Regions from separate parts of the Homo sapiens genome. Here regions 2 and 3 are each linked to region 1. Evidence: chromatin loops called from intact Hi-C (ENCODE). Cell type or tissue: gastrocnemius medialis. All regions are shown on one strand. Links, peaks and the distances in the headings refer to the core of each region. The heading gives the core; the rest is flanking DNA.

Region 1 (4,318 bases), core at 1,109-3,608:
ATTACGCATAAGAAGCATGCACTGCCTGAGTGTATATTTTGGATTCTTATGAGCCAGTCTTTTCTTGAATTAGAAACACAAACACTGCCTTTATTGTCCTTTTTGATACGAAGATGTGCTTTTTCTAGATGGAAAAGATGTGTGTTATTTTTTGGATTTGTAAAAATATTTTTCATGATATCTGTAAAGCTTGAGTATTTTGTGATGTTCGTTTTTTATAATTTAAATTTTGGTAAATATGTACAAAGGCACTTCGGGTCTATGTGACTATATTTTTTTGTATATAAATGTATTTATGGAATATTGTGCAAATGTTATTTGAGTTTTTTACTGTTTTGTTAATGAAGAAATTCCTTTTTAAAATATTTTTCCAAAATAAATTTTATGAATGACAACCAGAAGGCGTAGTTACTTGGCTTTGCCTTAGAGCGGAGGTGTGCTCACTCACCTGCGGCCCGCGAGGCTGAGGGCAGAGGTGGCCTTGGTGTTTCTCTTTTCAAGGCTTTGGTTTCCCTGGATCCATGAGAAGCAGCCCGTTCCTCTCCTCCCTCAGGAAGCTGCTTGCTGGCCATCATGAGGTGACTTGGTAAGAGCAGGCACGCGCATGAAGCAGCCGCGATTTTCTAATTCCATCCCCCCATGCATTTATTAGTTCTTTCCGCAGAAAGAATGAGCGTTCCTCATTCATTCATTCATTCATTCATTCATTCATTCATTCATGTCAGTGTAGACTTGTGAGTTATTTTGTACCCAGTGGGTCACAGCTGTCATGATTTTGTCGCCGTTTGACGCCAACATGGCCCCAGACGGGGCGTGGGAGTCACGGAAGCTGCTCCTCCGCTTCCCGTCGGTGGGCAGCCCCGTCTCTAAGCGCGTCCCGCCTGCTGGCTCAGCAGGACCGCACGGGCTCCCTGTGGGCTGACCCCTCATTTGCCGCTTTGCCCCCCGCTAAGCCCGGGTTCCTTATGGTAGTGATTGCATTTTTAACTTGCGCGTACCTCAAAGCGCTGAGCGGTTCCCAGGATGGAAAGAGGGCGACCGATGTAGCAGGAGCTGCGCGGAGGCACTGGCGCTCACTCCCCTCAGACCCGACTCCGCTTGCATTTCCTCCTTGCATTAAGGGCACGTTAAATGCCAGGCCAGCAACACCAGCAAAGAGGAGAAGTGTTTTGCTAAGAACATTGAGCTTGAATCCGATGACAGCTCTCAGTCTCATTACCAGTTACGGAAACACGGGACTGAAAACTCCTTCCTCGACGCCCCACGCATCTGCGCAGCCGAATCCAGGGAACTCTGTAGCCAAATAAATTGCAAGGAAAAAACAAGAAAATGGTGAGGGGGAACCCATAGATACAAAGAGACACGGACATATCAATCCATCGCAGCGTCTGGATCTGGTTCCTGTTTCAAACAGTTTAAAAATTTTATGAACCCACTGGAGACATGTAAGCGCTGACTGGGATATCCACATGATTTTAAAGTGCACCTGCTAAATAGTTTAGATGTGATGTGTTATTACTGTTCAGTTTAAAAAGAGACCTTATCTTTTAGAGAAAATTCTGAAATATTTATGGATGAAACAATACGAGGCCTGGGACTGATTCGGAGCCCCCCGCCGCGGGCACGGTGGCACGGGGAGTCCCACGAGCACTGCTGGGGGTCGCTGCAGCTGGGAGTGGCCCATGGGGGCGCTCACTTCCGTGTTCTTTCCTCTTTCGTACACGTTTGAAACTTCCCATAAGCAAAAGCATTAAGCCGGACCATACAGTGAATACACGCACACGCAAACACGACAGTTTCCGGGTGTGTATGGACCGCCGTGTCTGTGACGTGACCCACAGCAGAATGCATCTGAGGGAGGCTTGCTGTGGTTGCATACGCACATCGCAGATGAGAAATCTTACAAGGCCAAAAGCAAGCCAATTAAACTGGGTGGAGAGCGGGAGTCCGGTCAAGGACGCTGGTAGCAGAGTCTCAGGCTCGCTGGTGGCGCGCCTAGGTGATTGCCCACTCTGCTGAGTCCTTGAAAGGGAAACGGCAGCGTCTGCAGCAGTGCTGGGAGCACCTCCTCCCGTCTGCAGGGGACGGTGCCTTTCAGGGCACGGTTCTGCGCATGTGCTCAGCTGGCGCCAGCGAACGGCTTCCGGCTGCTCTTAGCGTGGAGTTCAAAATCCTTGACTTGGCCTCTCAGGTCATGCACCATCCGGCTCCCGCCTGTCTTGGAGCCTCGTTTCGTTATTCTCCCACGGGTCTGTTACCGCTCGGCTCCAGCCAGCGCCCTGGCAGCCTGGTTCTCCATCCGCCCCCACTCTGCGACTTTGAGTGGGATCTTCCATCTGTCTGGTGACTTCCAGTGTGACCTTCTTCCGCCACGAAAATGACCCGCCTGGGTTACCTGCCGCACGTGATGGTGCTCTTGCAGTTTGCCCTGTGGCATGATTAATTCGTGTAGCTGTTTGTTTAGTGGGCGTGTGTCCCAGGAGACTGCAACCTCAAAGAGGGCGGGCTGTGTTGGCCCTGGTTCACCACTGCAACCCAATCCCCACTTGAGGCTGAAGCAAGAAAACGTTCTCTATCCATGTGAGCTATAATTTGAGAACACACAGACACACACTCAGGACATTTCATCATGAAAGAAGCTTCATTCTCGTGTTCACTCTTACCAATGTCACTAGGAGTTTCGAACCATAACATGAAGCCAAACACAGGGATTATCTGAGCGGATGAACATAGTATTCTGTTTTTATTCTAATAACTGGCTGCCTAGATACAGCCCTGTATATGGTAAGAGTGCGTCTACTTGGTATCCAGCAAACAAAGTGTTATGCATTAGTAATTCCTCAGTCCATGCATTTTACAGAAAAGGCAGAGGGAAGGTAAATCGTTTCCTGAGGAACAGCTGAATGTCTAGAAACGTCAAGATGAAGAGTAGAATTTTGCATGCAAGGACACGCGCCATGAGCACCAGGCCTCACACGCAGGAGGCACACAGTACGTCTGTGTTGAATGTAGTATCTTCCACTACAAGGATAAGGAAACAAAAAGTACTTAGAAACTTTACACATTTGTCATTTGGAAACAATTCAGAGATAAGTTTTTAAGATGATATGTATTAGTGCAGAGTACTAGAATTTTTCCGGAACAACTTTCATTACATTTATTTGCTCAAACAAGTGACTATTTCCATTTTGGAGAAGCCCAACTGAGCTAAATCACTTTGCCACTGAGGAGGGCTGGGGAGGTGGCAGGGGTGCCATCAAGGTGTCGTCTGGCTAACACACATTCTTTCTATTTTTCTTGTTTCTTATGGAAACATTCATGGCTCCACGCCTGGCATTTGCTGAATCCATCTTCTAGAGATTACGATTTTAATAGAATCCGGAGTGAGGTACCTGAGGAAGGCAGAATGAAGCAGCATTTTAAAATGTATTGCAACATGAGCATCAGAACCTTTTGTTTTTTTTAAAGCACAGAAAAGAAAAATGACAAGACTCATGTCATTAATTACGTTCTCAAAGAAAATAAGGTCAGTGTAAGAGGAAATCATCTAAAATTGCAGGACAGGGCATTCTCGTTGGATCGAGGCATGAAGAAAACTTCAAGGCTGTCAGTGGTTTATCGAGGAAGTGGTAGAATCTTCCTCGGATACGATTTTTAGAAGACAAGCCAACCTTCCATGGCAAGAGGTGCAGACGTGTGCCTCAGCTGCCAAGGGCCTCCCAGGCTGTTTCCTGTGCACCAACTTCCTCTGCTTCCTCGGTGTCTAAACCCATGGTCAAAGCACCATTCACGAAAAGCATGTTACTGTTTTAAGTTAATTTGAACTTTAAAATTATTGAACCATAAGGAAAAATATCTCTGCTTTGTGGTCCTGGATATTTTACAAGAACCTTGATTCCTTTAGTGAATCTTAATTCACAGCTCAGTGCTGGGATATTCAACAAATAAAATCACTTTTCAGAGACAGGATCAGAATCTGCTACTTCCTGCTCCTCAGCCTGCCTTGCCAAACCCCCAAGTGGCACCCTGGTGTAGACATTATGGACCTCAACAGCAGTACTTTAGCCTGATGCCTAGAACCTCTTACACTTTTATGGAAGTGGCCTAAGAGTGTTTGTGACGGGATTCGTGGTGTCTCCAACTTTCTCTCTTGCGCTGTCCCACCCTGACCTGTGGGGGGAGAGAGGAAGGAAGGAAGAAGGGGGGAAGGGCGTCTGGTGTCAGACGCTTACAATAGGAATTGCTCACCTGCAGAAGGGCAAGTATTGTTTCTTCTAGAATTAGTATGAATTGGATTTTGTGAATTTCAGCTCTTTCT
Region 2 (4,318 bases), core at 1,119-3,618, 240 kb after region 1:
GAGGAGATGGAAGCCATGCATTCCTGAGACACACGTGGGCTTCCAGGGTTGCCAGGTGGAAATTAAAGCCGCATCACATGACCCTCATGTGGATGGGGACGTCTGAACCATCCACAGGGCTCAGGAACAGAAACCTGGTCAGGTGACCAAGAGCAGGCGGAGGCCACACTGAAAATGTTGAGTTTGGGTCTTGCACCAGCAGGCCCTCAGGGTCGTGGATGGGTATCACTCTTGATGCTCATGAATGAGTGTGTCCTTGCCAAAGTCCCGGCCATAACTGGGAGTCCAGTTCTGTGGGAAGTGCTGCCGACCTGTGTGTTAGGCAGAGTTTAAGAAACTGAACTCTGGGTGCCAGGCCAGAAAAGCCAAGAGACGTTGATCTAGGATTGCCTTCTTCTTTTGCTGTCCTGGGATTAAGGCACCAGAGAGCAGACCCTGGTCACAAAGCATCACAAAGACCAAGGTAACAACTCAGCCAAACTCCACCTGCCTCTGCCACTTGATGCCACCGGAGATTCTGTGTCACTTCGAGTTCCTGACTTTGCAGTGCTGGGAGTCTGGAGTTGGCCAGACAGCACCACACACATTTCTTCATTTTGCTGGCTTGCCAGCCGTGCTCAGGGTGCTTTCCCACTAGACCAGCAGGGATGACAAAGGTCCCACTGAGACAGAGAAGCCCACAGGTCCAAAGTCCTCAGAAGCAGCCGCAGTACCAGGCAGACCTGAAAGAAACGCTTCGAGGACCAGGAAGAAGTGATGGAGGAGAGAGGGAATGTGGGCTCTGTGGAACGGGGGTCTCCCATGTGTAGGTTCCCTGGAGCACAGGTCCTGGAACTTGGGGCTCCGTGGACACAGCTTCATGGATGCAGGTGCTGTGAACACAGGCTCTGTGGAACATAGGCCTCCCATGTGCAGGCTCCCTGGAGCACAGGTCCCTGAAACATGGGGCTCCGTGGACACAGCTTCGTGGATGCAGGTGCCATGAACACAGGCTCTGTGGAATGTGGGCCTCCCATTTGCTGGCTCCCTGAAGCCCAGGTCCCTGAAACGTGAGGATCCGTGGACACAGCTTCATGGATGCAGGTGCCGTGAGCACAGGCTCTGTGGAACGTGGGTCTCCAATTTGCCGGCTCCCTGGAGCATAGGTCCCTGAAACATGGGGATCCGTGGACACAGCTTCATGGATGCAGGTACTGTGAGCACAGGCTCTGTGGAATGTGAACCAGCCCTCTCACTTAGCCACAGTGGCCACCTTTCAGCTGGGGACATGCATCTGGCAGTAGGCTCTGGCATCCAAGTTTGGCTGTGTTTAGTTAGGACCACAGATATTTTCTCTTACCTGGTGTGAGCCAGGGCCACAGCTCAAGGGCTCCTGCACAAAGGGCTGGTTAGTGGTGTGCAGATCCGAGCTCAGGGACCCTCCTTTCCCAGTACAGTCTGGGTGTGCACCTCCAGGCGGCTTCCTTATCCTGAAATGAAGGCAGTGCTGCCAATTCATCATCACTGTGGCTATTTTGAGCTACTTGTTTTCTTGCAAAATAATGGTCAGTGTTTTCTGAGCCTGTTACATGCCAGGCATAGTGATAACAACTTTACACCTGATGTGTCACAGCCCCTGGTGGGCACATTCACTTGTACCTCCTTTGGGTAACTGGCCAGTGGAGATCCAGGCTCTCTCACAGGTCATAGGTCTGGGCCACATCAATGCTGTCTCCCCATCTATTCTTACCTGTGTGAAAGACGGCCCACCTGCCTCAAAACTGACTGTTCAGCCACTGACGCAGGCAGTGCTGTTAGGGCCACACAGTGTTCAAACTTAGACACTGCCATTTGGGATGAGGCACTGTGGAGACCGCCTCCTGTGTGGCGTTGCAGGGAGAAGGGAGCAGCCCCGTGTGGAGGGTCCTTCACACCCCAGCTCTGCCCTCATTGTAAATACTTCTCTGCAGGGACAAGTCTGTCCTGCACCGAGGGACACAAAAGCCTCTTCCACCTCAGCCTTTAGTCTAGTGGATCCGTACCAGACAGGTATGAGGTTATGCAGGGCTGCAGCAATTCTTCAGTGGCTGGGCTGTTGAGACTCTGAAGATGTGATCTGGGGCGAGGGGGACCGTGCCTGAATGTAAACGCCGGAGAAAACGGTGGCCTTTGATTCCTGACATGTGGATGCTGTGGCTGCAGTCCCTGATAGCGCCTGTCCTCACTTGAGGACAGCCAGTATCTCAGCCAGTGGGACCCTGTGTTCCAACTAGACTGCTGGCATTTTTCTGGATCTTGTTACTCTGGGACACCCGTTTAAAGAGGTGGCTGATATGACAAATGTGTTAATAACGGACGTCAGATTGTTCTGCCATCCCTGCACCAAGGACACACAAACAGCCATCTCCCTCTACAGGGAGCATTCGGCTAGACCACAAGTCTCTGAGGCCGGCTCAGAGTGGGGGTCGTTCGTTTCTGTTCCTCCAGCCAACAGGCTACCTGCCTGTGGCCAACTGAGCCGAACCGAGCCAAATCTTTTATGGATTTTGAGTAAATTTTCTTCTTGGGAAGAAATGGGTATGACTTTGAGTCATACCACGTGACGTCTAAAATTCGCAGATTATGAAAAGGGGATTTTTTTATCACAATATTTTGGCTGATTATAAAATCAAAGTAATGTAGCACTAACAAGAGAAACCGTGGCTGCGATTGCGCTCCTGAAGTTATAAATACAGAGTAAACACATCCTCTGAAAAGGAGTTTGGAAGAAGGAGACTCCAGTGCACAGTTTGCAAACCGGGAAGATGCAGCCTTTGGTGTAAACAAATGTACCTGGAGAACAAAGGGAACGTTCCGGTTTTATAGCAAAAGCTCCCACCCAGGTCTCAGTCAGGTCTGTGTATCCAAATGAAGGATTCAAACTTGCTTAGTTCTGATTGGTCAAGGCAGCTGAGTTCTGATTAGTTGATAACAGTCGGGTCTTGATTTGGCCAAAGCCAGTGAGCTCCGATTGGTTGGATTGGGTGAGCTCTGATTGGTTGGATCAGGTGAGCTCTGATTGGTTGGTTCAGGTGAGCCCAGAAAGTATCCCAGGTGCAAGGGTGCGGTTTTGGGGGGACTCTGTGTTTGTATGACCTATAGACAGCAAACGGCCGCTGGGCTCTATTTTAGCCACTCAGGATCCACCTTGAAGGACTGGCTCTTTCAGCTTCACCACTGTTCCCAGGAGTGGCCGTCTCTCATCCGGCGATACCTGGTCTTACACTGGGCTGAGAATCGCATTCACGCTTATTCTTATACTTTACGGTCTAAAATGCTTTGCTGTTAGCTCTTAGGTTTAAATCCCAGTCCTACTTATTAAACATGGAATTTGAGTAAGTAATTTACCTTTTTCAAGCCTCAATGTTCTTGTCTGAATAAAAAGGAAATGATAACACATCTGTCACTCGGGGCTGTTGGGAAGACATCCTGAAATCATTACTATGGCCACACTCTTGCATCCATTAGCTTCTAGTGTTTTGTGAACCAATTATATTCAAATCAAATTCTCCAGTGTGACTCAACAATCGCCATGTCCTATTCCATGTTTAGAAACATGACCTTTCCCTTCTGAATCTGCAAGGGAAACGGGGCTGTTTCCAGACAGTAACTGACCTTGAGCAGGGGCTGAAAACTGGCCCAGGGTCACACCTGTCCTGCCACAAGTCTGTAAGTGTATTAATCTGTTCTTGCACTCTTTATAAATGTCTAGAGGCTGGGTAATTTATAAAGAGAAGGGATTTCGTTGGCTCATGGTTCTGCAGGCTGTACAGGAAACATGGCCGGGGAGGTCTCAGGAAACTTACAGGCATGGCAGAAGGCAGAAGGCAACGGGGAAGCAGGCATGTCTCACATGCCCAGAGGAGGAGGATTAGAGATGATGGGGTAGGGGTGGTGGAGGTGCCACACACTTTTATAAACAATTAAATCTCACAAGCCCTCATTCACCATCACGAGAGCAGCACAGGAGAGAAATCCGCCCAATAATCCAATCACCTCCCACCAGACCCCACCTGCAACACTGGGGCTTACCATTTGACGTGAGATGTGGGTGGCTCAGAGCTGGGGTGCTTCGTTATCATCTTGCCAGCCAAGATGCTGCCCACCTATGGCAAACTGGGCTGAACTGAGCCAAATCAAGTAAAGTTTATTAGAATATAGCCCTGCTCTTCTGATCACAAACTGTCCCGGGTGGTTTTCATGTCACAGTGGCAGAGTGGAGTAGTGTGGCCGGCAAGGCCTGAAGTATTCACTTTCTGGGCTGTTACAGGAAAAGTTTGAGGGCTCCTGGCGCAGAGAA
Region 3 (4,318 bases), core at 1,063-3,562, 230 kb after region 1:
GACAGAGAGAGAAAGCTCTAAAGGATGTCCTGCTCAGAGTAGTGAAGAAATAAAAAAAGTGGAAAAAGTTGGGAGAGAAAGCCCCAAAGAGAATGGGGTGGGAGGGAGAGAAATAAATTCCACTTTTGCTTAAAGTTCTTAAAAAATAAAAATTCCTGAGAGTATTTAGGGTGATAATTGCCAAGCTAATTATTTTTGTTAAAGTCAAGTTGGTTTTCTAACACTATGAAATACAATAGACCAAACTATTTTACCCACATTCTTGATGAAACATCGTCTGTTTAAACATTCCCTCTTCTAGCCATGATGGGGTGATGAGGACTGGCTTTGCGCCCCTGCTTTAAACAACTCAGGACCGGAATCCACGCGGCTTCTGGGCAGCAGGCAGCACAGGGCAGGGGCCCTCAGGGAGGTTCCAGCCAGGAGGGGACAAGCTGTTGACTTCCCGCCCGGAGGTCACAGTGCAGGAAGGGGTTCGACCCATTTGGGGGACAGAGGTCACAGTTCGGAGAGGACAGAGGCTAAATTTTCATTGTCAAGAATGGCGAGCTCCAAGGGCGGGTCCAGGGGTCCGAGGTGGGTCCCCAGGCTGGGTGCAAACTGAGGAAATAGCTCAGGGTTGAGGAAGAAGCTCCAGGGGTCAGCAGAGCCAGTGGGGACCCAGGCAGGGCTGGAATGGTCAGTGCTCCCGTCAACCCAGTGAAAGGGCCTCACGGTGCCCAAGGCCAAGCAGAAGCCTCAGTGGGCGCCCCCCACCCTGACACATCGGGCCCCATCTGGAGACTCGATCGTGACAGTGGACATGCTGTTGGCATCTGGTGGGCAGAGGCCAGGGATGCGTGGAACACATGCTGTGCTCAAGACCCCCTGAAATGAAGGGTTATCCAGCCCAGAGCGTCCACTGTGCCAACGCGGAGAAACCCCGGCCTGCATCAGCGCAGGCTTGGCCTACAGAGTGATGGTCTCTCGCTGCTAATTCTTGGTGACACCCTCTGTGGCTGTAGCACTGCCCTCTGAGCTCCTAGTACCTGCTCCTGTCTCCCTGGAGGGTCCGTGTGTTGCTCTGGGAGCGTGGCCACAGTCGCACCATCCATGCAGTTCAGCTGCGCCTCTGCTGTGTGTTCCTGTGTTGGGCCTGAATTTGAAGTTTGGAGGCAGTGTCTTCTGCTGACCATGTTCCTGGGAGAAGGCCTCTGGTCCCGCCTGGGGGTCACTGCCTCCTGTGATGGTTGAGATGCAACTTGAGGCTGTGATTGGTGGCTCTTAAGGAATTCTCAAGGGCAGTTTTGACTCTATGAGATTATTACCTGCGATTATTTTATACCTAACCCCCTAGTAAACATGGATTCTGAAGGAGTCGAGCATTTATTCGGTACCAGGTTACAGCTGGATGCCTTGATGGGTGCTTGCAGGGTGTGTGGGAAACGGACATGAGGTCTGCTCCCTCCCGGACATAGACTCCAGCAGGGCCCCATGGGCCACCCTGTGCTAAAGCAGAAATTATGCCTCAGGAAGGAGAGACTTGAGGAGGGGCGGCGAGGCAGTGCCGGGGCAGGCGGTCATGGGCAGGTGTGTTCAGCAGCCTGGAGGGTGCAGGCAGGAGGGATGGGTTTTCTGGAGGAAACGAGGCCTCGGGACTCATCCTCTGCTTTGCTGAGCCTCTCCCTCATGCATCAGATCTAATGCCAGGGCCTGGCTTCCTCAGCCCTTGAGTTTCTGCGATGGCTTCTCAGAACCAAATGTGGCCATTTGTGCCATACACATGCGTGTGCCTCCAGCTCCATCTGTGACGGCCGCGGCGAAGAGGGGAGCTGTTTGACGACCTTTCTGCCATTTTCATGAGAGTCCTGCTTGCAGGACCAAAACACACAGGAAATGTGACCCGACATGCTTGGGAACACATTGGCCTCATCTGGAGGAACTGGCTGGAGCGGAGGGACAGCATCTGCTTGGAAAGGCTGGGCTTCACAGATGTCCAACAAAAACTGGGGGACGGCGGGACCCTTACAGCCCAAAGAACCCTGAGGAGCAGCCCCCTTTCGCACGTGGAGGGGCCGGGGGCTTGCAGAGTGTGACGCGTGGTGTTGGTGAGGAGGCACGTGCTGTGCAGCCGTGGCCCAGGGCAGGGCGAGGCTGACGCGGGAACCAGGGAGACTGGGATTGGTGATGTCTCTGCAGCTGGATCGTCGAGGACCCGGCTATTGCTCTGTGTTAAGCGGCCTCCTGGGGGCACGGCTGCGTGTTTTAGCTTAAGTGCACAAGGGTTCACTGGACAGCTCAGTAGGCTGGGCTCTGCGGGGACGTGGCCACCATGTTCACCGTGGGAGGTCCTGCTCCTCACCCGACGGATGCCTCTGGCACCAAACCCTCCCACCAGCCAGGCCTGCCGCGCAAAGCCTCCCAGGCAGGAGCTGAGTTAGGTTTTCAGCCAGGGCCCAGAGGCCCTGAAAAGCCCGGGCAGTTACGAAACAGCATTTACGTAAAGGATTGATTCAATTACACAGGGCAGGAAGCATCAGCCAAGTGGGTGAAACCCAAAATTCCACCCCGTCGAGAGGCTCCCTGAGCCTGGGCTGACCAAGAGCCACGAGCTCAGATGGAGCAGGTTCTGTGTCCAAATGTGGAGCCCAGCCAAGCTCCTGCACGCCTGAGGCTTTCCAGATGGGCAAGCACAGTCACAGTGCCGTGGTCTTGAGCAGCTGCAGGAGATCCGAGTGGCTTCCCCTCAGGATCCAGAGCCGCCCTCCCCAGCCTTCCTGATGCAGGGAAGAGAAGGCAAGGAGCTTCTGGGAACTCGCCTGACCCGGGTGCTCTGCTCGGACATCCAGGAAAATGCAACGTGGAACTGCTGGTTCCCGGGCACCCTAGCATCCACAGAGGACCCCGTAGAACTGGATGCCACCTGCCGACAGAACACGCTCTCATCCAGCAAACACCGAGCCCCACTGACGGGAAAGAATGAGTCAAAAGAAAGAAAGAAAGAAAGAAACACAAAACCACTGAGGGAATTCCTGGGAAGCAGAGCCAGACCAAGCCTGTCTATGGGGGTCCCCGGAAGGTCACCACCTCTCTGGTGATGACGAGGAGTGAGGATAAGCGCGACCCCATTGCCCACCTCAACCTGCATCTGGGTCTAGAAATCAAGGAGGAGGAACATGGTGTGGAGGGAGGCGCTGCTGCTGTTGAAGAGTTTTCAGTTTGGTGGGGATGAAATTGCATTCTGAGAACGAGGCCATGGACGGATTCCGCGTTCATTTTATGGAGAAATAAGCCAGTTAAAATCACTGTGATAGGTGTCATTTGTTAAGCACTTTAGAGGTACTAGATACTGGGTTAATCTCTTTACACACATCACCCTCTTCCAGCTTGCGATGACTCAATAAAGTAGGTGGTTTTATTGTCCCCATTTCACAGAGAAGAAAACGGAGACTCACAGATGTACAGGAACCTGTTTGAGCAACTCGGCCACTCTGATGCCCAAATCTCAGGAGCTCCGGGCCAGGCCACCTAGCTTGGGACTGCAGGCTTCCAGTCATCCCCAGTGCTCAGGGGACCCTCCACCCTGAGCTGAGCCTGGCCAGATGTGGGATTCCCGAAGATGTAAACAGCCTCTTCCTGGTGGTCACGCAGTCGGCCGCAGCCCTGGTTGAGTCACACGGGCAGAGCTGGAACATCACAGTCTCTTCCTCTTTTTGGAAGGAGGAGGGAGGCTGTGGCAGTGTCTCAGGGCCTGCTCTGCTCCTTCCCAAGTGTGAGCACAGAGAGCCCACACTGGCCCCCAGGACCTGCCCCCACCGTGCTCCCCGAGGACACCGAAGGTCCACCACCGGGACCAGTCCCCAGAGTCTTTGGTTGTAATTCGTCTTTATCACCTTAAGGGGCCTCAGTGGGGCTACTGCAATCCGTGGGTACTCATGGCCAATGTGCGGCCCCCATCTCCACTTCTGTGATGCAGCTCTTCTGGGAGCACAAGCTCCCTGAGCTTCCTCCTCACCCTAGGCTCTTTCTAGAAGCCCTGGCAGAGCCCTGGTATTAAATGTACACCTGTAAGAGAAAGACCAGAAGCCCGAGCTCTGTCTTAAACCTTTGCTCAGCTTTACAGCCCAGCCAAACTCAGACTGTTAATGAAGAAATCAGGTCAAAATTTTAATTGCATAAACTTACTGCCTTACGGGTCACATTGCTGGCAGTTTCTTTGGGAAAGGATTGAAATCATGCCTGTCCTTGGGCAGGACACGCAGAGCCTGTTCTCAAAGATGGCCGGAATGTTAGAGCGGAAAGGACAGTTCTTATCTACTGTCTTAGTCTGTTCCTGCTG

The links. Hi-C counts contacts between places; a loop is a spot of excess contacts. Peaks named below come from ENCODE experiments on the same cell type or tissue, not always from the same donor. Only the 100,000 strongest peaks of a DNase experiment are listed, where the experiment ranks them.
Region 2: a loop joins it to region 1, with 9 times the contacts of the local background. A loop is called at or near these places in 18 of 110 quality-filtered maps.
Region 3: it touches region 1 in a loop (11-fold over the local background); 18 of 110 quality-filtered maps call a loop at or near these places.

Annotation. Positions count from the first base shown.
Region 1 is chr6:170,278,283-170,282,600 of GRCh38, reverse strand. LINC01624 (long intergenic non-protein coding RNA 1624) reads right to left here. Exons shown (of 2, transcript NR_104177.1): 2 at 3,132-3,392. DLL1 (delta like canonical Notch ligand 1) reads left to right here. Exons shown (of 11, transcript NM_005618.4): 11 at 1-395. Among named protein-coding and RNA genes, the nearest start is that of LINC01624, 8.0 kb to the right of the region's middle. RefSeq lists an enhancer at 1-457. In gastrocnemius medialis, for the core only: a CTCF peak has its summit at 2,055; DNase peaks (open chromatin) are centred at 2,130 and 2,470; H3K4me3 peaks cover 1,325 bases; H3K27ac peaks cover 1,672 bases.
Region 2 is chr6:170,041,596-170,045,913 of GRCh38, reverse strand. No RefSeq gene overlaps it. Among named protein-coding and RNA genes, the nearest start is that of LINC01624, 230 kb to the left of the region's middle. In gastrocnemius medialis, for the core only: a CTCF peak has its summit at 2,418; DNase peaks (open chromatin) are centred at 1,603 and 2,263; H3K27ac peaks cover 2,384 bases.
Region 3 is chr6:170,048,122-170,052,439 of GRCh38, reverse strand. No RefSeq gene overlaps it. Among named protein-coding and RNA genes, the nearest start is that of LINC01624, 220 kb to the left of the region's middle. In gastrocnemius medialis, for the core only: no CTCF peak of the experiment used is centred there; DNase peaks (open chromatin) are centred at 2,579 and 3,559; H3K27ac peaks cover 1,457 bases.